Regions from separate parts of the Homo sapiens genome. Here region 2 is linked to region 1. Evidence: read pairs that join two places in POLR2A ChIA-PET (ENCODE). Cell type or tissue: PC-9. All regions are shown on one strand. Each heading gives the region's core, and the rest is flanking DNA. Links, peaks and the distances in the headings are about the cores only. Region 1 overlaps LIFR (LIF receptor subunit alpha). Region 2 overlaps LIFR-AS1 (LIFR antisense RNA 1).

The links. Peaks named below come from ENCODE experiments on the same cell type or tissue, not always from the same donor. Only the 100,000 strongest peaks of a DNase experiment are listed, where the experiment ranks them.
Region 2: POLR2A ChIA-PET joins it to region 1 with 5 read pairs; 2 of 35 experiments call an interaction of 5 or more read pairs at or near these places.

Annotation. Positions count from the first base shown.
Region 1 is chr5:38,526,003-38,528,502 of GRCh38, forward strand. LIFR (LIF receptor subunit alpha) reads right to left here. Exons shown (of 20, transcript NM_001127671.2): 4 at 1,153-1,292. Among named protein-coding and RNA genes, the nearest start is that of LIFR, 29 kb to the right of the region's middle. In PC-9, for the core only: no CTCF peak of the experiment used is centred there; no DNase peak of the experiment used is centred there.
Region 2 is chr5:38,643,069-38,659,880 of GRCh38, forward strand. It overlaps LIFR-AS1 (LIFR antisense RNA 1), which reads left to right. Exons shown (of 9, transcript NR_103554.1): 4 at 1,282-1,377; 5 at 3,564-3,646; 6 at 4,165-4,367; 7 at 10,009-10,092; 8 at 10,797-10,884. Among named protein-coding and RNA genes, the nearest start is that of LINC01265, 69 kb to the right of the region's middle. In PC-9, for the core only: no CTCF peak of the experiment used is centred there; no DNase peak of the experiment used is centred there; H3K4me3 peaks cover 1,409 bases; H3K27ac peaks cover 449 bases.

The sequences.
Region 1 (2,500 bases), core at 1-2,500:
CAGTAATGGCCATAATTACAAGTACAAGGATTTTAAAAAGCCACTGCTCCCTTTCTTTTCTTTATAGCATATAGGGAAGTTTCCCCTAAGCTCCCATTAACTGCCATCTGCATTTCTTTGTGCTAAACAGACATGTGAGGACAATGTTAACTTGCTTTCTAGAAACTCAGATAGGGAAGAAATTTAATGAAAATCTTTTTTATTTTCTTCTAATGCTAATTCAGCTTTACCCATAATCTACGTGCTCCTGCTTCCTTAGGACATAAGAAGATAAGAGTATTCCCAGCTTTTTTTTACAGGACCCACATTCTGCTTCAGAATGACCCAAATTTTCAGGTGATTTTAAGAAATGCAGAAATTAAAAATCTTATGAAGAATTTTTCATGCTTACACATGGTAAGTACAAACTTTACTGTGTGTGTGTGTGTGTGTGTGTGTGTATATATATATATATAAAATCTTGTTTGCTTTATATAATTTAGAAAGCATCTTTAGATCCACAGACACTTAATTTTCATACTTTTATTTAGTAGCAAATTGTCAAGAGATCCAGATCCTCTAAAGGACAGCTATACATGCATTGCAGAGCTTCTCTTGCACACAGTAGGTGCTCAAAGATTTGCTGATGTATCCATCTCCTCCGTTCCTTACACTCACCTAATTTGCTTTTCAATTTTCTTATCCCAATACTGTTATTCTAATCATGATCAGGACCATTATTATTTATAATGCTACCAATACATTACATGATATGTAAAACACAATGAACTATTAATCGACTGAGTCTCCTACAGTCTGTCTTGATTTGCCTTTCTGATTCTAATACTGTCATTTTTCAGTAGCTTCCCAGATAAGACTACACCCTAGAGCAAGGGGCATCTGAGAAATTCTGGAAGGTACGCAGGAGTCAAGGGGGCTAAAGAAAGAGTATGGAACTGAGGGAAGGAGCCTGAATTCTGGGCTATTTTGACTGGCCAGAAGAAAAGTTTGCTTCCTTCTGATCTTGGCTACCATCTACAATTCATAGGGAGGTTGCTGAGTGAATTAAAAGTAATAGCATAACACATGAAATTCAAAAAACTAGAAAGCACCACAATACTAACAAGTGACACTTGACTTACTTTAAAATTGAGTTTGTTTTCAAATACTTACAAACGTTTTGTTCATTTAGTGTGAATTTACTTGTAGAACTTCCAAAATCATGTAGAGAATTTATTGTTATTTCATAATCACCATGTGAAAGAGCTGGAATTTTAATACTGGTTTTCTCCAACTGATAACAAGAACGGGACCTGTAATAAGAAATTGAATTTTAATTAGCAAATAAAATTAATAGTATAATTTTCATAAAAATTTGGTTAACACAAAATACAATGGAAAATACTTTATGCCCTCTTTGTTGCAAAAACATGATAGGTTGTACCGCATTTTAAGACTGAAAAAACAGATTGATAGTAACTTTACCAATGTGGGGGTAGGAAAAACAACCTCATTGTACCAAAAGTAGAATAAGCATAGATGACTCCAAACAGCTGGAGTTTTTGCATGCCTTTCAAAATCCCACCTCAACCTTCCCTTTGTAGGCTGACTTCCACTACTCACACTCCACCCCTTCACTGAGGGACCAGTGCATCACAGCGCTCCTCATGCTAGGATGATGTTCAACGGATGCTGATGAAGGAAATGAAACTGGCAACTCCCCTGCTCCTCTGCCTTGGCTCATGGTTTCTTCTTAACAGAACTTCCTCTTCAGTTCTGTTTTCAAAATGCTTCCAGTTCCCCTGGTATCTCTTAGGCAAAATGATATTTTCCTCTCTTGTTCCACAGCCCTTGATATCTCTCCAGAGCATGCTTATATTCCTTATACTGTTGTTCATATATGTTTCAAACTTCTTATACAAATGTTTACTTTACTGAAAGGACTTTCCATGCCTCTTGCATTCCTGCCCCCACCAACTACCCAGCCCCAGCCTTAGGGCTGGGTGCTTAGGACTCTGGACTTGAATGGGTCCAGCTCATCTCCTTCTAAACCTCTCACATGGTGAGGCTTCTTTAGGCATCAGCAATGCAAAAACACCTGAATTCTCCAAATCACGCCATCTCATACATTCAAGCCATTGTACTCAATATTCTTTCAGGGTAGAATGTCCTCCTATTCCTTTTCTGCTGAGAAAACTGACTGTGCCTACTCCAGAATTACACCTCCTCTGACAGCCTTTCTAGACATTCATACTCCTAGTGTCCACTCCCTTGCACAAAAACCACAGCCTTGCTACTATTTGTTTATTGTGACCTCCCAGGGGAGCAGGGGGCCAGAACTAACTTCCTCTCTGTTTGGCCTGTGGTGGGCATGTGTGCTCTTCAGCAAACTTTTCAGGCTCCCCCTTCTGGACTCACACTAAGACCGTCCTTCCCTGCCTCTCTGAAGCAAGGTATGGCCATGTGGCTTTATTTGGTGGCAGAAATCTGAGTGACAGTCTTATCTACCAGATCTGCACTG
Region 2 (16,812 bases), core at 6,889-9,388, 120 kb after region 1:
ATTTAGGGGGCCCTGGGTCCTTGGGCAAGTAGCTCGGCTCGTCTCCTCACACCACCTTTCTGTGTCCTGCCAAGGTTGTTGTGTGTGAGGATGAAAGGAGACAATGAGTATAATGCATCATGCCTGGGACATGGGAGGCACCCAGTCAATGGAAGCTATGACTAGAAGGTCTGAACAAGGAGTGGCAGCGAATGGTAGGAATTGTAGGACTTTCTCCTCAGTTCAGCTAAAAACTGGGTCCTTGTCACATGACCAGTTAGGCACGCAGACACTTCGAAGGGTGATGGGGTTATGAAATTTATTGGGCGAAAAGGAAAAAGACTCTCAGCAAAGTGAGAGGGGTTCCTGTTAACAGGCCCCCATCTCACAGATTGAATTCCAGGTTACCACACAGGAACAGGAGGGCCAGGCTCCTCCTTCCTGCAAACGGGGTCAATTTCCATGCCTCCATTCTGTTTTCCCAGTGCGCAGACCGATTGGAGATGCGATTCTCCGGGGACCGTTTATACTTGGCTGTCTCAGAATGGTCATTCACTGCACTGTCCATCTGTCCTGTGGCTTCCCAGGAGTTTAAGGAGTTTACTTAAAACCCTTTTCCTGGCTTTGCTCTGTTCTGCTGTTCAGTCTCCCATCAGCCTGGGCCTGCTTCTGCCTGCTGCCATTCTTATGCCAAGTCTTAATGTGCACTCGCTCCCTTCACGAGCACCTTTGAATTTCTAATCCTTTTGTCCCCACATCTCCTGCCTTGTCACTTTCCTCAAGGAAACAGGTTATAAAGCACTGGAATGGGGTGGAGACATTGTCTCCTTCATTCAGTTCAAAGTTCTTTTAAATCTTTGAGTGCCAGATCCCAGGAATTTCTTAGCCTACATTGGTGAAGGGATTGGCTCATGGATGCTTCGCTTGTTTCTGTAAGAAGCGAGTCTAGAATTTAGTCTCCTAAATGTGAAAGAGACAGCAAGAAGAATCATTCTATCAGGGCAGAGTGTAGGGAAACCCTAAGGCATAGTGCAGTAACCTGGAGCAAGTGGTCGCTGAAGATAGTTAGCACCCCTAAGCCAAGAGGGGCCGGGGAGGGACTGCCTGGCAGGGGGTGTGGTCTGCCATGGAGGGAGGCTGACAGCCTGGGTCCACCTTACTAGAGAGGAAAGAGGGGAAAAAATACCCTAGCCTCACTCTCCCCACTCCTCAGATCTGCCTGTGTTCCCTATGGGCTGAATCCCACAGGAGTTAGAGGGAATGGACCCCTGTGGCAATCCCTATGATCAGCCTTCCTCTCAGGTTGGAGAAGAATGAAGTGCACATCAACCAAACAGAAGAGAAGCAATTTGGAGGAGGAAAAAATCAGTTCTTCATGAAAGGATCACATTGATCTTGGTAAGTGTAAACTCTAGATGCCCATATGGTTTGGCTGTGTCCCCACCCAAATCTCATCTTGAATTGTAGTTCCCATAATCTCCATGTGTTTTGGGAGGGGCCCCATGGGAGGTAATTGAATCCTGGGGGCAGTTATTCCCATGCTGCTGTTATCATGATAGTGAGTGAGTTATCATGAGATCTGATGGTTTTATAAGGAGCTTTTCCCCACTTGCTTGGCACTTCTCCTTGCTGCTGTCATGTGAAGAAGGACATGTTTGCTTCTCCTTCTGCCATGATTGTAAGTTTCCTGAGGCCTCACCATCCCTGCAGAACTGTGAGTCAATTAAACCTCTTTCCTTTATAAATTACCCAGTCTAGGGTATGTCCTTATAGCAACGTAAGAACAGACTAATACACCATGTCAGTGAGCCCTCACCCTCTGAACATACAATCTACTAATTCCTACTAATTTCTTTTGCAGAGTCTCTCCAGCAAAATATCAAATTTCCATTGTACAATTTCTTGTTTAAAGAGACTGTCAGTTGTTTATGACTATATTCAGAAATTTACAAATAAATAAACTAGAGTTATTACAACAAACAAAACACTGTTTGGCAAGTATATCAGTAAAGATTGCAACAATGAAATGACCAAAGTCACCTACCTAGTGAGCAAAGAGCCTTACTATGATATTTTTCCATGTGGCTTACCTCCCTCAGAAAAGCTGAGGTATATCAAGCACACCTACCCCTGATACCCTATTCTTTGTAACACCTCCATCCATGAATAAAGTGGACATAGAGTTCCCAGTCACTTCCTTTCCTGACATGCTCCCTTTTTCTTCGCAACCACTGTCAGGTCAACCAAAGCTTGCAATTTCTAGTTTTCCCATCTACTGGATTAACAATGAAGAGCATAGACTTTTCTCTGGCAGCATTTTTTCGCTGTGCTGATTGAAGGTTAAAAATCCTTGTATGGAAGCTTTTTGTAGGTTGGGTTTCCTGGAGACAGACCCTGAGACAGAGAGTTGCATGCAGAAGGTTTACTGGGGGAGTGTTGGGAGAAACAATGTCAGGAGCTGAGGAAGGCAGGATTGGACAAAGACAGAAGCTGATCCACAACATAGCTGCAATAGGAGTCTCAGCCCTTCCTGTGGGAAGCTTGGGAGCTGGGATGGCCTTTCAGAGATGTCCTAACTGAAGCAAATGTGCCAGCCTTTGTTTCTTCACATCAGTCAGTTTCCTCACAGTCAGATGGCCACTGGCCATCTCTGGGAGAGAGTGCAACCTTAAGTGAAGGAGTTCTCTGTAGCCAAGGGCAATTCCCAGTGAGCCATGTAGTCATGAATTGTCAGCAGCTGAGAGTCCCAGCAGCTGGAACATGAGTGCATTGCCTCTTAAGAGAGAACCCTGATAGAGCCCCATAGCATCCCCTCATCCCACATAGATCCTCTCAGGTTCCAGTGAGTCTTGTTCCTTATGAAAACTTGGACACTCCAGTGGGATGAGCTCTAGCCTTGCTGCTGCAGCTGCCTTCACATTCGTAATGGAAGCTCATTGTCTTTATCCTCTACCACTCATTCTGGGTTTGTCTCACCCTCAGCCAGCACTTCCGTTGGTCTAGGTGGCTAGTCTGGGGGAGTGCCTAGACCCTCAGCCCTGGGGAATCTAAGGCCCTGGTTATCAGGTCCTTTTCAGGCTATGGCTGCTTTACCTGAATGTATACGCTAAATGTAGGCAGGGAAGAGCCACAAGACAGCACAGCCAAGGCCTTATGGGCAGGAAAGGCAAGCCCATGCCTAGGATAAGTATCAATCCTAGTCAAGATGAATTGTTCCTCCATCTAGGATTGAAAAGATTCAAACGGATTGATTTGGTACCAAAAGACTGGTTGCTTTCATTGAGTGAGGGTGCCATATTGGGAACCCATTACCCTTTGTTGCTGGCAGGTTGGATGGACACTCAGCAGCATCCATAGTTAAATCAGCTTTTGTGAGTGTGCTGTTGGGGCTATGCATGAGCCTTCATTTCTGCCATCATGGCTACTCTGCTCATGAATCCACTGTGTAAGCACTGGGGTGGAAAAGAAAAGAGGCTGCCTGATGTCTACTAGCCAAGTCAGTTTGTTATTTAGCGCCTCTTCTGCAGTATATGCTATCTGGTGGGCATTAACAAAATCTTCACAATTTGTGTGCACCCCCATAGGTTCATCCCAGTGCCTCCTCTGCAGACAATCTTGTCCTCAGTCTTTCAATTGTTTTCTTCCCATGCCCTGACAAGCGAACCAGGTAATTGGCTGCATACCCTGTCTCCAAGGACCATACCAACTCTCTTAGGTTTGGTAGCATGGAAACCAGACTCTGAGACAGAGAGTTGTAGGCAGAGGTTTATTTTGGATAGCACTCATGAGATACAACTTTAGGGAATTGAGGGAAGCAGGATTGGAAAGGGGACAAATTGAATGGGGTTTGACTTCTTTATCCTCATGTCAGTCATCGGCCCCAGGCTGCCCCAGGCAGGAGCTCATAATCTTGAATAAGACATAGCTTCAGCTTAGATGGCAATTTCTAGTAAGGGACATAGCTATGTATTGTCAACAAACAATATTTTCAATAGCTGGGAAATGGTTGTGTCAGCCCTGAAGAAGTGATCTAGGTAGTATACCACAGTATCCACTATAATGTTATATTATCAATTTTTTTTTTCCAATTCTGGTTCAGGTTTTATCTATCGCTGTGTAAGAAACTACCCAAAATTTAGTGACTTGAAACAATAATAAACAATTATTATTTTGCACTTTTTGTAGATCAGGAATTTAGGAGCAGCTTACCTAATGGCACCTGGTTACCTAATGGCACCCTCAACAGCTTACCTAATGGCACCCTCACTTGGTTCTGGCTCCGGGCCTCTCACAAGATTGTACACATGATGATGGCCAAGTTTGCAGTCATCTGAAGTCTTGACTGGAGCTGGAGACTACATTTCCAAGATGGCTCACTCATATTGCTAGTAAGTTGGTGGTGTCTGTTGGCAAGAAACCCCAATTCCTGGTCATATGAATCTTTCCATAGGGCTGTGATGAGAGTCCTCATAACAGGGCAGCTGGTTTACCCCTAAGCAAATAATCCAAGAGAGAGAAACGCAGAAGCCACAATGTCTTTTGTGACCCAACCTTGGGAGCCACATACCATCATTTCTACAATGTCCTGTTGCTTATGCATGTTGGCACTATTCATTGTGGGAAGAGACTACACAAGGACATGGATACCGGAAGGAAGCGACCACTGGGGTCATCTTGGAGACTGGCTACCACAAGATGTTTGACAGATCTAGAAGTCTTGAACCAAAGGTCGTTTTGTCAAATGCTCTTGTCATTTTGATAATAAACTCAGTGTCTTAGAGGTGCTAACAAAAAGGTTATATGTACCCAGAAATTGAAAGCGGCTGGAATTCAACTTCTTGAGTGCCATCATGTTTTTTTCCTGCTACATGGTTTAATAAAGTACATATAACTGTGTTTCTATAAAGCCGTCCATCACTGCAGTAATCTCCCATTACAGCAGATTTTGCCACAAATTTAAAAGATATTATTTCTTACCCTAGAAATAGTTTGCAAAATCATGTCATTGTGCTCAAGGAGCTTGTACCATGAAATTGCAACCTTTCTGATTTCTCACATTTTCCAGGATTCTATAGAGAAGCTTACATGTCACCATCTGGGAGATCTTTATGATTACTTTACCCTTTTATTCAGGATGAGTTATCTAAGTTTATGATTGGTAATTATACTTATGAGCAGTGATTAAGCTCTGCCAGCCAGCTGAACTTTGCCTGAAGGGCACTGCAAAGAAAGAAAAATACATAGGTCTTGCTCTTAAAGACATTAGTATCTTGTGAAAGCAAAAGCACAAATCCATTGTGAGCCCATAAGAACTATGCAGATGGCTTGGTGTGGTGACTCATGCCTGTAATCCCAGTACTTTGGGAGGCCGAGGCTGGTGGATCACCTGAAATCAGGAGTTCGAGACCAACCTGGCCAACATGGTGGAACCTCATCTCTACTAAAAACACAAAAAATAGCTGGGGGTGGTGGCAGGCACCTGTAATCCCAGCTACTCAGAAGGCTGAGGCAGGAGAATCACTTTGAACCCGGCAGGCAGAAGTTGCAGTGAGCCAAGACCACGCCATTGCACTCCAGCCTGGGCAACAAAAGCTAATTCCGTCTCAAAAGAAAAAAAAAAGAACTACGCAGCTGTAGCAACTAAATGGGAAGCTTCCATGGGAATGAAATCTTAGCAAAGCTCTCCTGGCCTCTATCTCTCAGCAAAAGCAACCCGATTTGAAAATAGAAGAGCAAATCTCTCAGCTAGCTTCATGTCAGGGATGGACTGGAGGAGAGGAGAGGAGGGGCCAGTCTTTGCTGCTTGTCACCTTAGTGGCCTGGAGGAGTCAACATCAGCTATAAATAGAATGCTGCCTCCATGACGCCCTCTCTACCCACCAGATCACACCACATCCCCTTGACTGAGGGATGCCCTTTTGCCCAAGGCTGTAATTCATTTCCATGACTACCAGGAAGGTCAGAACAAACACATTTCTAACAACAGGAGCCACATTTATTTTGAAGATAGAAAATCAATATCCTTATTATGTGGAGGTATGTACATTGCTTTAGAAGCATTGTACTCAGGTCTGATAGAAAAAGTCTACGTGACTTGAACTTAGTTTACATGCTGAGCTTGGAATTGAAAGGGATGGTATCTTCCATTTATCCACTTAGTCATTCAACAAATTTATTGCTCATGATGGAACTGTGTTAGGCACAAAGAATCACCCAGAGCTTAACAGGATAAATAAATAGGGTGCCTGTCTTAAGGAACTCAAACAGGTGGGTAAACAGATAAATACAATACAAATTGATACATCCCATGATAGAAATATGCACTGAGCTTTGGGGGAAAATCTTGAATTCGATAGGCAAACAAGGGGAAGAAAGTGTGCTCTGAGCAAAGGCAGCAGCATTTTCTAAGACACAGAAACCAGAAAGAACGTGATTTGTTCAGTTAATTACTATGGCTAGAATTTCAAGAATTTATGGGGAAGGGATACTAGATGGGCTTGACATGGGTCTGTCAGGACAGGTGTAGGAAGCCCTACTTAAGAGGTGAGATTTACTCTGAAGGTAACTGAGAACTTCTGGAGAACCTTATGGAGAGTGTAATGATTAGGTTTGTGCGCCCCCCCATCCCCCCATCCCCCCCCCAGAAAACACTCTGGAAATGCAAAAAGTACAAGAATGGATGAGAATAAATCCCTAGGGAACTCCTGCATTTATGGGGAAACAGAGCCAAGAAGAGGACTTAGAAGTGGAAGCCACAGAAGTAAGAAGAAACCCGAGAGGGTAGTTTTATGGATTCAAGAAATAGGAAGAGACAAGAGTGCCCAAGGCCACAGAGCCCAAGAAAGGAAAGGATTGGGCTGGGTGCGGTTGCTCACACCTGTAATCCCAGCACTTTGGGAGGCCAAGGCGGGCGGGTCACCTGAAGTCAGGAGTTCAAGACCAGCCTGGCCAACATGGCGAAACCTCATCTCTACTAAAAATACAAAAATTATCCGGGCCTGGTGGCTTGTGCCTATAATCCCAGCTACTCGGGAGGCTGAGGCAGGAGAATTGCTTGAACCCAGGAGGCGGAGGTTGCAGTGAGCCGAGATCCTGCCACTGCACTCCAGCCTGGGCAACAGAGCAAGACTCCATCTCAAAAAAAAGGAAAAAAAAAAAAAAAGAAAGGCAAGAATTGAAGTGTGTTCATTGGATGAGCAACGAGGAAGGAATAAGAGCCTCAGGGGGAAAACTTTCTGTGAAGCAGGAGAGGCAAATGCAGGTAAGGAAGAAATGAGGAAGAGGAAGAGGAGACAGCAAGTGCCACCTTTTCTAAGATCCTGACTCTGAAGAAAAGAAAGTCTCTCTTTAGATGAAAATATGTACTTGAGAGGTTTTGTTTTCATTTTTTTTTAAAGATGGAGATTTGAGAACATTCCTGTGTGAGTGGAAGATACAGGAAAGAGTGTGGGTGATTACAGGAGCAAATTTCCAGAGATGTGGAAAGGAAGAGATCTAAAGCATGGGTGGAGAGCCTTGCCTGAGACTGGAGGAAGGACCCCTCTTCCGTTGCCCAATGAGAGCCGCCGGGCTTGGGGGAGGGGGAGGGGGAGGGGGAACGAATGCAGGTGAGGGAACAGGCTGCGTGGTGCTGCAGTGGGGGTGCTTTTGTTCTCACATCGTTGTCTGTAAGGTAGGGGGTAAAGTCCTCCCCTGGGTGTGCAAGGAAGTTGTGGATGAGCTTGAAGACATTGAGACAGGTAGGAAAGTTTGAAACAGACACTGTGGAGAATGAAAGAAGCTGTCCAGGAAAACCTGGAAGAATTCTCGTCTTAAGATGAGGTCTCCTTTCTTCAAATACAAGAAGGAAAGAGAAAGTTTGATTCCTTTAGATTCTGTGATGTTAGGCAATGTAGGTAACTTCCCAGGCTTTCTTCTTCCTTGTACGAATTGTTTCAACTTTCAGTTCTGTTTCTTTTCTACTCCTTAATAAAAAGAAAAAAAGAACTATACATCAGCTAACCGGCAGTGTGTCACGACCGAGGAGAGATGGCACTTCCTCTCTACGTGCCTGTAAAAACAAAGTGACTCAGCTTCTGGTATATTAATTAGAGACCAGTTTACTTCCATGGAAATAGAGTCTATTGTACCATCTTTATATATTTAAACCTTTAGTGACAACAACTTTTGGAATGCATCCAGAGCAAAACGCTGGAGAGGCTCTTAATGTACAACTCTTGTTTTCCAAAGTAGACAGTTCCATTCAACTCAATCAGCTGTTCGTGAAGCACCATCTATGCGCCTATAAGGATCTTGTATTATAAAATCTAGATTGAATGCTCCAGTTTTGTTTAGGGCACAAATAACAACTTTATGCCATTTTGTGCCTCATTTGTGGAAAATATTATGATCACAGTCATGGCATAATTCTTAAAAATTTAACTTTGATCATTCTTCCTTTTAGAATTCTTCCATGATTAAAACAAAACAAAACAAACCTCAAACCCTCCTCTAGCTGACACTGCTCTCTTCGACCAGTGCTCCCAAGAGTGAAATGAGGAGAGGCTTAAACACGAAATCAGTGCATGAGAATGGAGAAGAAAATAATAAACTTAAATCCCCAAACCAATTATTTCTCAGAAACAAAGCCTGTGTCTCTTTTGCTTGCTTTTATTTCTGAGAACACAGAATCCCTGGGCTTGTTGCAAGGGCCATTCCCACTGAGCTCTCAGGAAACTACCACAGCCATTACTGGTTCATGTGGGGAGCCTGACTCCCCGGCATGGTGGAGTACAAAATCCCAGTACTTAGAATAGTGCCTGGCACAAGGAGGGGCTCAATAAGTATTTTCTGAATTAATTAAATAATTCAATATAGAGGTCTCGTGTTGATTCTCTTTTCACAATCATGCATTCCCAGAATATCAGGATGGGTAGCGGCCCGGATTCCTGAACATCTGAAAACCACAAAGTTCCCAGCTCAGATGGTGGAATGATGCTTTCTCTTTCGTTAGACTCATGGCTAAGAGTGTGACATTTGTTATTATTCCTGCCTGTTCCAAATGAGGCTGAAGAGACCTTGGAGGGGTTGTTGTCCCTTTCATTCTCATGAGATGAACAGTTGTTTTCGGTAATGTCAATGGTGTCGCAGAATCATGTATTTGCAGGCTAAAAGATCATCTGCTTAAGCCAATTTCACAATAATAGAATCTTTTGAGCCACTTTTAAACAGAGTGTAACCTGTCGAATCCATATATATTTCCAAAATCAAATCATGCTAGCTCTTATTAGAATAATCATATGCCTTATTTTTCAAATGGGATACTCAGATACTGAAAGGGAAAGCTGTTGATAATTACACAAGACAAAATGCATAAATTGAGACTATCCTAGGAAAACCAGAGTGAATATATGATTATTCATAAGCAATTGATTTACAGGATATTTAAAAACATGAGGTCCACGGAGAGAGAAATAATTGACAAGGGTGAGAAGCTTTTAAGGAGTTTTTCTTCTTTAGCTATTGGACAAAGTTTTTCATAAAGTATCTCTTGTTGGAAAGACCAGTCCTCAATCACTGTTGGGAACCTATTTTGACTTCAACAAACTCCTCGATATTGACATTCACATATTCTTACCACATCCAGCCTGCATGCTACATGTGAAGACTTACAGATGCCAGCAATCATCAATTCAGAACAACCTTTGTTTTTTCCTGAGCTAAATAAGTCCAAGACCTTTATACCACCTTCCTTTTTTTCTTATTTTTTAATCTTTTAATCAGACTTTTTAGTCTTCTTTGTGCCTTTTGTAAGTTCTCTCTGGGTCCCACTAATATTTGATATCCAGAATCACACCTAACATTATAGGAAGGATCTGGTTGGTGCTATTTCTACTCTACCATAGCTGTGAAAATTACCTTGCAAAGAGAATGCAGCACTTGATACTCTAACAACAATTATAGGTCAATATCAGGCCATGAACATTCTGTTAAGAACTGAAAACATCTTAGAAGCACCTGTTAAGCTTCTATCTCACTATTGTCTTTTAGAAGCAATTACAGCTCACTGCAGCCTTGACCTCCCAGGCTCAAGCAAGCCTCCTGCCTCAGCCTCCCAAGTAGTTGGGACTACAGGTATGTGCCACTACACCTAGCTAATTATTTTTTATTTTTGGCAGAGATGGGGGTCTCACCATGTTGCTCAGGCTGGTCTTGAGCTCCTGGCCTCAGGCAATCCTCCTGCCTCAGCCTCCTAAAGTGTTGGGATTACAGATGTGAGCCACCATGCCTGGCTTAACTGCTTATTATTAAACTTTTAAGTTACCATTCTTATCATTTGTGGTAAGGAGTTACCACAATGACCTCCAGTTTATCTTGTCTAAGGATTAGATATAAATGAGTTTTCTAATTTTGTGATTGTAGAGTGCTCCTTTCATAAGCGTTTGGTATGAAGAAAGCAGTTAGCAGACATTTGAATGTCACAAGGTTGAGAATGTGGGGATTGCATTGTGCTGGGGACAAACAGTGCCCAAAAGGCACACTTGCCAAGAAGAACACACTGATCTTTGAATGCGTGCATTGTACCCTCCTTGATTCTTGCTTGGCTGACCCAGGTACACAAACTCCAAGACTGGCAGGGCCTAAAGGGCCCCTCATTGGCAAATGAAATCCCCCCTTGTTCCAGGTGACAGGACTAGGCAGCAGTTTCTTCCAGTCCAGACAAACCTTCCTGAAAATGGAACATTGTGTCTCTACACATCATTTTGGTTTTAGTGAAGTCTGTGCCTCTCATCTGGTATGATTCCTTCCAAAAAGCAAGCACTATTCCTGTCTTCCAGATCTTTTTCAATGCAGAAGCTTAAAGAAGACACTAAAAAATGTGTTTAAGATCTCTTTAAACTGAAGTCTTCTGAACAAGTGAAGCAGGTATGTCACATTTTAATTCAAGCTGAAACAAGCCATTGAAGATTGAATCTTACCTCCTTTTACAAAGTAGATGGGTTCCAAAAACATTTGGGAGAGTTGAACTACCATATAAGGCCAAGGAATTTGTCATTTAAATGACCCTGTAGATGTCTTTTAGTAAAAGGAAGAATTTCTCTTTCTACTTTTACCTCATCCCCTTTCCTTTCTTTGATGTTTTGTATATCATATTTTCCAATATTGGGCTATGCAAAGTGAAAAATATTTTTAATGTTCCTAAGTCTGCAATTTATACTAAAGATAATTACTGTTATGCAAAAGGATGTGGAGGTATTTATGTCTTTTACACAGACCCTCCTTAGAAGACATTTATCTTCTTCCCTACCTGCCATCCTTTCTTCCCACACTCAATTCAAATGGAAGGTTGACCTTTTCAGGAGGCAAGATCATTATTCCAAAATCAGTGAAGTAATCATCATTTTCCTGGTGTGCCTTCTCTGCCATTCTTAGCTTTTGTGAGCAGAGCCCTGAAAACCAGGCTTTGCTTTGTCAGTCACACAGACAGAAAGTACATTTAGTCCTTTCATAGACCTATAGCTTATTGCAGACAGCAGGAACGACCCCAGATCTTGTTGGAAACAGCAACATAGAAATAGAAATCTATGGGATATGGCTTCCCTCTGTAGAGTTTTAAAATGAAGCCAAGAAGAAACAAGGTTCATATTTAAGGAGAATATTACCTCAAGGAACTCAACCCCACCTTAAAAAAATATCTAGTATTCATTTGACAAGAAATTAGCAGTTACAAGGAAGATCTAGCAAATGATGGTGGCTTTTCATTGTACATTCTTTCTTTTTCTTTTCTTTTCTTTTATTTTTTATTTTATTTTTTTTTTGAGGTGGAGTTTTGCTCTTGTTGCCCAGGCTGGAGTCCAATAGCATGATCTTGGTTCACCGCAACCTCCGCCTCCTGGGTTCAAGCGATTCTCCTGCCTCAGCCCCCCAAGTAGCTGGGATTACAGGCATGCACCACCACGCCCAGCTAATTTTGTATTTTTAGGAGAGATGGGGTTTCCCCACGTTGGTCAGGCTGGTCTCAAACTCCCAACCTCAGGTGATCCGCCCGCCTTGGCCTCCCAAAGTGCTGGGATTACAGGCATGAGCCACCACACCCAGCCCTTCATTGTACATTGTTAATACTATATTCACAGACCTGGTCCAGGGAGTCTCCCCAGCCTGAGTGAGCCAGAGCCACAGGCACTTCTGTGTTTGCCTGGAAAACGCACTGCTTTTTTTTTTTTCCTTTTATTCATTTCCTCCCTTCCTCCCTTCCTCCCTTCCTCCCTTCCTTCCTTCCCTCCCTCCCTCTCTCCTTCCCCATTCCTTCCCTCCCTTCTTTCCCTTTCTTCTTTCCATCTCTCCTTCTTCACATTTTTTTTGAAGAGAAAATTGTGGTGATAGGCAGTGAACAGAAGGGAGCTACCATCCCTGTAAAAACTTCTACTGATGTGGCCCACTGAAAGCTTGCCAAACTCTGTGGAGGCCAGCCAATGCCAAAGTTATAGATTGGTTCCTTTTATTTTCTCTAAAATAAAAATACCTAAAAGCCAGCAAACAAATCCCTTATATATGAGATGCAATGTTTTGCAGATCATGGGAGGTGGATAAAATTGGCTGAAGATTTATAGCATCTGTTGTTCACTTGTCAAGCTCCCATGTGCCCATATGACCTTCCCAATTTTGGTTTGGGAATCCATATAGTTCCAGAGAAGCTAGACTGAGTTAATCAGTTGATCCATACTTCTTTCTATGGAATGGTTACGGCTGAACGTGTGACCTTAACTAGTTCAAGCAAGTGATTCTCAGGACCTTTGCTGGGGATGCTGGGACAATGATACCCCTTAGTCTAGGTGTGAATGATGATGCACGTATTGTCCCAAGAGCTGCTAGCAGCCATCCGTGACCAACGGAATTACGAGATTAAGCCAATTTCATGGCAAGTAAAGCAGAGAGACAGAAAGAAATCAGGTCTTTGAGCCACTGGATTGAGCTTCACTGGAAACCACATCTACAAATAGATTTTTCAGTTGTGTTGAGTCAGTAATTCCTTTTATTGTTTAAGCTGAGTTGAGTTGGAGTTTCTGGTATATACAACCCAAAGATTATTAATTTGGATAAGCCACGTCTTTGACTAAAAGAGCCAATATGCGTGTGTTTGGCAGGCAGGGTGGGGGGATGACATACACACACAGAAAGAGCTCTTAATCTATTCACGATCCATTATACCTTTCTTTGGAGGACATACAGTGTATAAGATGTACTCTTGGTTGCAAGTGAAACTATTAGAAAATAATATGTTAGAACATATATAATATATATTAGAAAATAATCTATAAATTACATTCAGTGGTTAAAAGAAATAAGTTTTCAAATAAGAAGAAATCAATTAAAAAGGATGAGAGGCTTCATGGAGGAGGTGAGATTTAGGCAAGAACACGTAGGAGGTAGCTGGATGAAGGAGATCATCAAGCGAGCAACATGAGCCAAAAGGCTCTGGACTCTAAGACATCTTTAAAGTATTGTGACCCTCAAAGCCGCAACCCCCGTCACTTTGACTTTATATAGTATTCAGCATAGCTTCTGGTGATGAGATAATAATAAGCTGAAAGTGACCCTCTTTACTAAGAAAACCAATATAAGTCTCTTTGGCCATGCTTTATCACTTTCCCATATGCAAAAGTCTGGGTGAAATTCAACGGTCTAGTTGCTTTGCTCTCAGTTCCCTGCATAATTTCTGCCTCTGAGTTACAGGAAATTTCTGAAAAGCCATTTAGAGACAGATTGTAATATAATGCTCTTGAACATTTCACTCTAACAATCGATAAAGGCAGCACTCACTGCAGAAATAATCAAACACAGGATGGAATCTAATATGCACAAAGCTGATATTTTAACTAGACCCAAGAAGCCTTATGATTCTTTGCTCAAAGCTGTGGGCTGGTTAGTTTTCCTGCCTTTGTCTTATATTTTTATATACTTTCAAGAGCCAAGCTTTTTGAAGTAGCGTATAGGGATCTTATTCTATTTTAGTTGTTCAAGGTTGCAGTGAAGGTCAAATCTACATAAAAATAAGCATGCTGGCAACCTGCAAAGAATATCATATTCTAGGAAGAAATAAAATGACCATCATGACCCTGTATCCCCTGCCACTCCCTCCTCACTCTCCCCTTTTGACTCCTTAAGGAAAAAGGCTGAATGCTCATGGCCAGTATGTGCCAAGCAAATCAGGACTGCTTTCTTGAGAAGATAAGCTTTTCCAGTGAAAAGACATCCTGTAACTGTACTAAATCACAATAGGGTGGGGCATGGGGGAGATAGTGTGGAAACATTATTTTCATTCTATAATCTGGATTAAGAGCAAGATGAAAAGCGGCGTTTCCCATTCTTTCTCTTCTCACCATGATTATGTTCATCTTCTCTTTCTGGAACTATTGTCTCTGGATATGTCTCATGATCATCAGATCAACACCATCTATGAAGGATGCTTAATGTATCTTAAGTAATATTGAGTCATAAACAAAACATCCTTTGCATAAGATATCAAAAAAAGCATTCTCTCTATCATAATTGTTTTAATCTTTTGAAAATGTAAAAGAACTTATAGTAGCTAAAGAAATAGGATTGGCTGGGTGTGGTGACTCCTGCCTGTAATCTTAGCACTTTGGGAGGCTGAGGTGGGAGGATAGTTTGAGACCAGGAGTTTGAAACCAGCCTGGGCAACACAACAAGACCTCGTCTCTATACCAAATCAGAAAAATTAGCTAAGCATGGCGGTGCATGCCTTTAGTCCCAGCTACTTGGGAGGTTGAGGCAAGAGAATCTCTTGAGCTCAGGAGTTTGAGGGTGCAATGAGCCATAAATGGTGCTACTGCATTCTAGACTGGGCTGGGTGACAAAGAGAGACTCTGTCTCAGAAAAACAAAAAGAAAGAAAAGAAATAGGATACTTCAACTATTCTATAGCACTAGAAGCACTCAGAGGATTGGTGGGTAAAGGGATCTGGGTGTTGCCTTTAAGAAAAAGTTGGTGTTACGATGACTTATTAAATGAATGTCATTCTTTCCCTGACGCTACTCATTCCCACCATCTACCTACTCATATAATTATAACATTGGAAGAGAATAGTGAATTCAGATCTCTATGTATCTGAACTGGGATCAGGAAAGCTCAAAAGAGTATGATAGTGCAAAGACTTATTCCTTTGGGAGTGGGTTTTAAAGAAGTGTGATTTGCCCTAGTATATTAAAAGACCAGTGGCTCATCAGAAGTATTGAAGACATTAAAGGCTCAAGAATGGTCCAGGTAAGAGACCTTTTGTAAATCCTTACCACAGTTAATCAGAAATAGAATGCAAAGAATTACTACTCAACAAAAAAAGGAAATGAACTATTGATACTCAGTATAACATTGACAAATGTCAAAATAATTATGCTCAATGAAGCCAGACAAGAGTATATATCGCATAATTCCATGTATATAAATTTCTTGAAAATGCAAACTAATGTATAGTGACAGAATTTAGATCAATTGTTGTCTGGGGTAGGGAGCAAGTGTAGAGTCGGGAGGGAGAGATTACAATGAAGCAGGAGAAGACTTTTGGGGTTGAATCATATGTTCATTATATTAATTGTGGTGATCACTTCATAAGTATATTCAAATGTCAAAACCTATCAAATTGTATACCTTAACTTTATGCATTTTACTGTATGTCAATTTTACTGTATGTCAATCAACAGCTTAATAAAGAAGCTGTTTTTAAAATTCAGGAATTAAAAATAAATTATTAATAGATAACAGGGTGTGGGGAATTGACCAGGAGAGAAAAAAAGGCAACTAATTGACTGTTTTTCCCAGGGTCAGTCCAGACAATTTTACGAGTGTACATTCTTTTTCGGTTTCAATTTAGTGCCTCAAAAATGAGTTATTGTCCAGGTACTTTACTTTGTATCTCTAGAAAAGTGCTACACTTAAACCAAAACAAGTGGTTTATATTATAACCCTTTTTACTAATCTATTTTAAAATCTAAAGACATTCTTTTATTTTTACATGTATCATCATCACCTATGCCTCATCTACATATTAAGAATAGCTTATTTCTTAATACTTAATGCTTTCTATTTATTGCTAGGATTTTGGTGGAAGAGATTTTCCAACTCTTCATCCTCAAATAATACACATATAATAACAGTGGGTAACAGTGGAAAAATAAATGAGCACTAGGACTATTGATCGGGTTTTTTTTTTTTTTTTTTGAGACGGAGTCTTGTTCTGTTGCCCAGGCTGGAGTTGCAAGCTCTGCCTCCCGGGTTCACGCCATTCTCTTGCCTCAGCCTCCCAGGTGCCCGCCACCACGCCCGGCTAATTTTTTTGTATTTTTAGTAGAGACGGGGTTTCACCGTGTTAACCAGGATGGTCTCAATCTCCTGACCTCATGATCCACCTGCCTCGGCCTCCCAAAGTGCTGGGATTACAGGCATAAGCCATCGCGCCCGGCCCAATTGATCTGGTTTCTTAAAGAAATACTTGACAGGGAAGGAAAAGAATAGAAACAGACAGAAGAGGCCAGGAACAGTGGCTCACTCCTGTAATCCCAGCACTTTGGGAAGCCGAGGCAGGCAGATCATCTGAGGTCAGGAGTTCGAGACTAGCCTGGCCAACATAGTAAAACCCTGTCTCTACTAAAAATAAAAATTTAGCGGGCATGGTGGCATGCGCCTGTAGTCCCAGCTACTAGGGAGGCTGAGGCAGGAGAATCGCTTGAACCCGAGAAGCAGAGGTTGCCATGAGCCCAGATCGTGCCACTGCACTCCAATCTGGGCAACCCAGTGTGGGCGACAGAGGGGGGGAAAAAAAACAGACAGAAGATATAT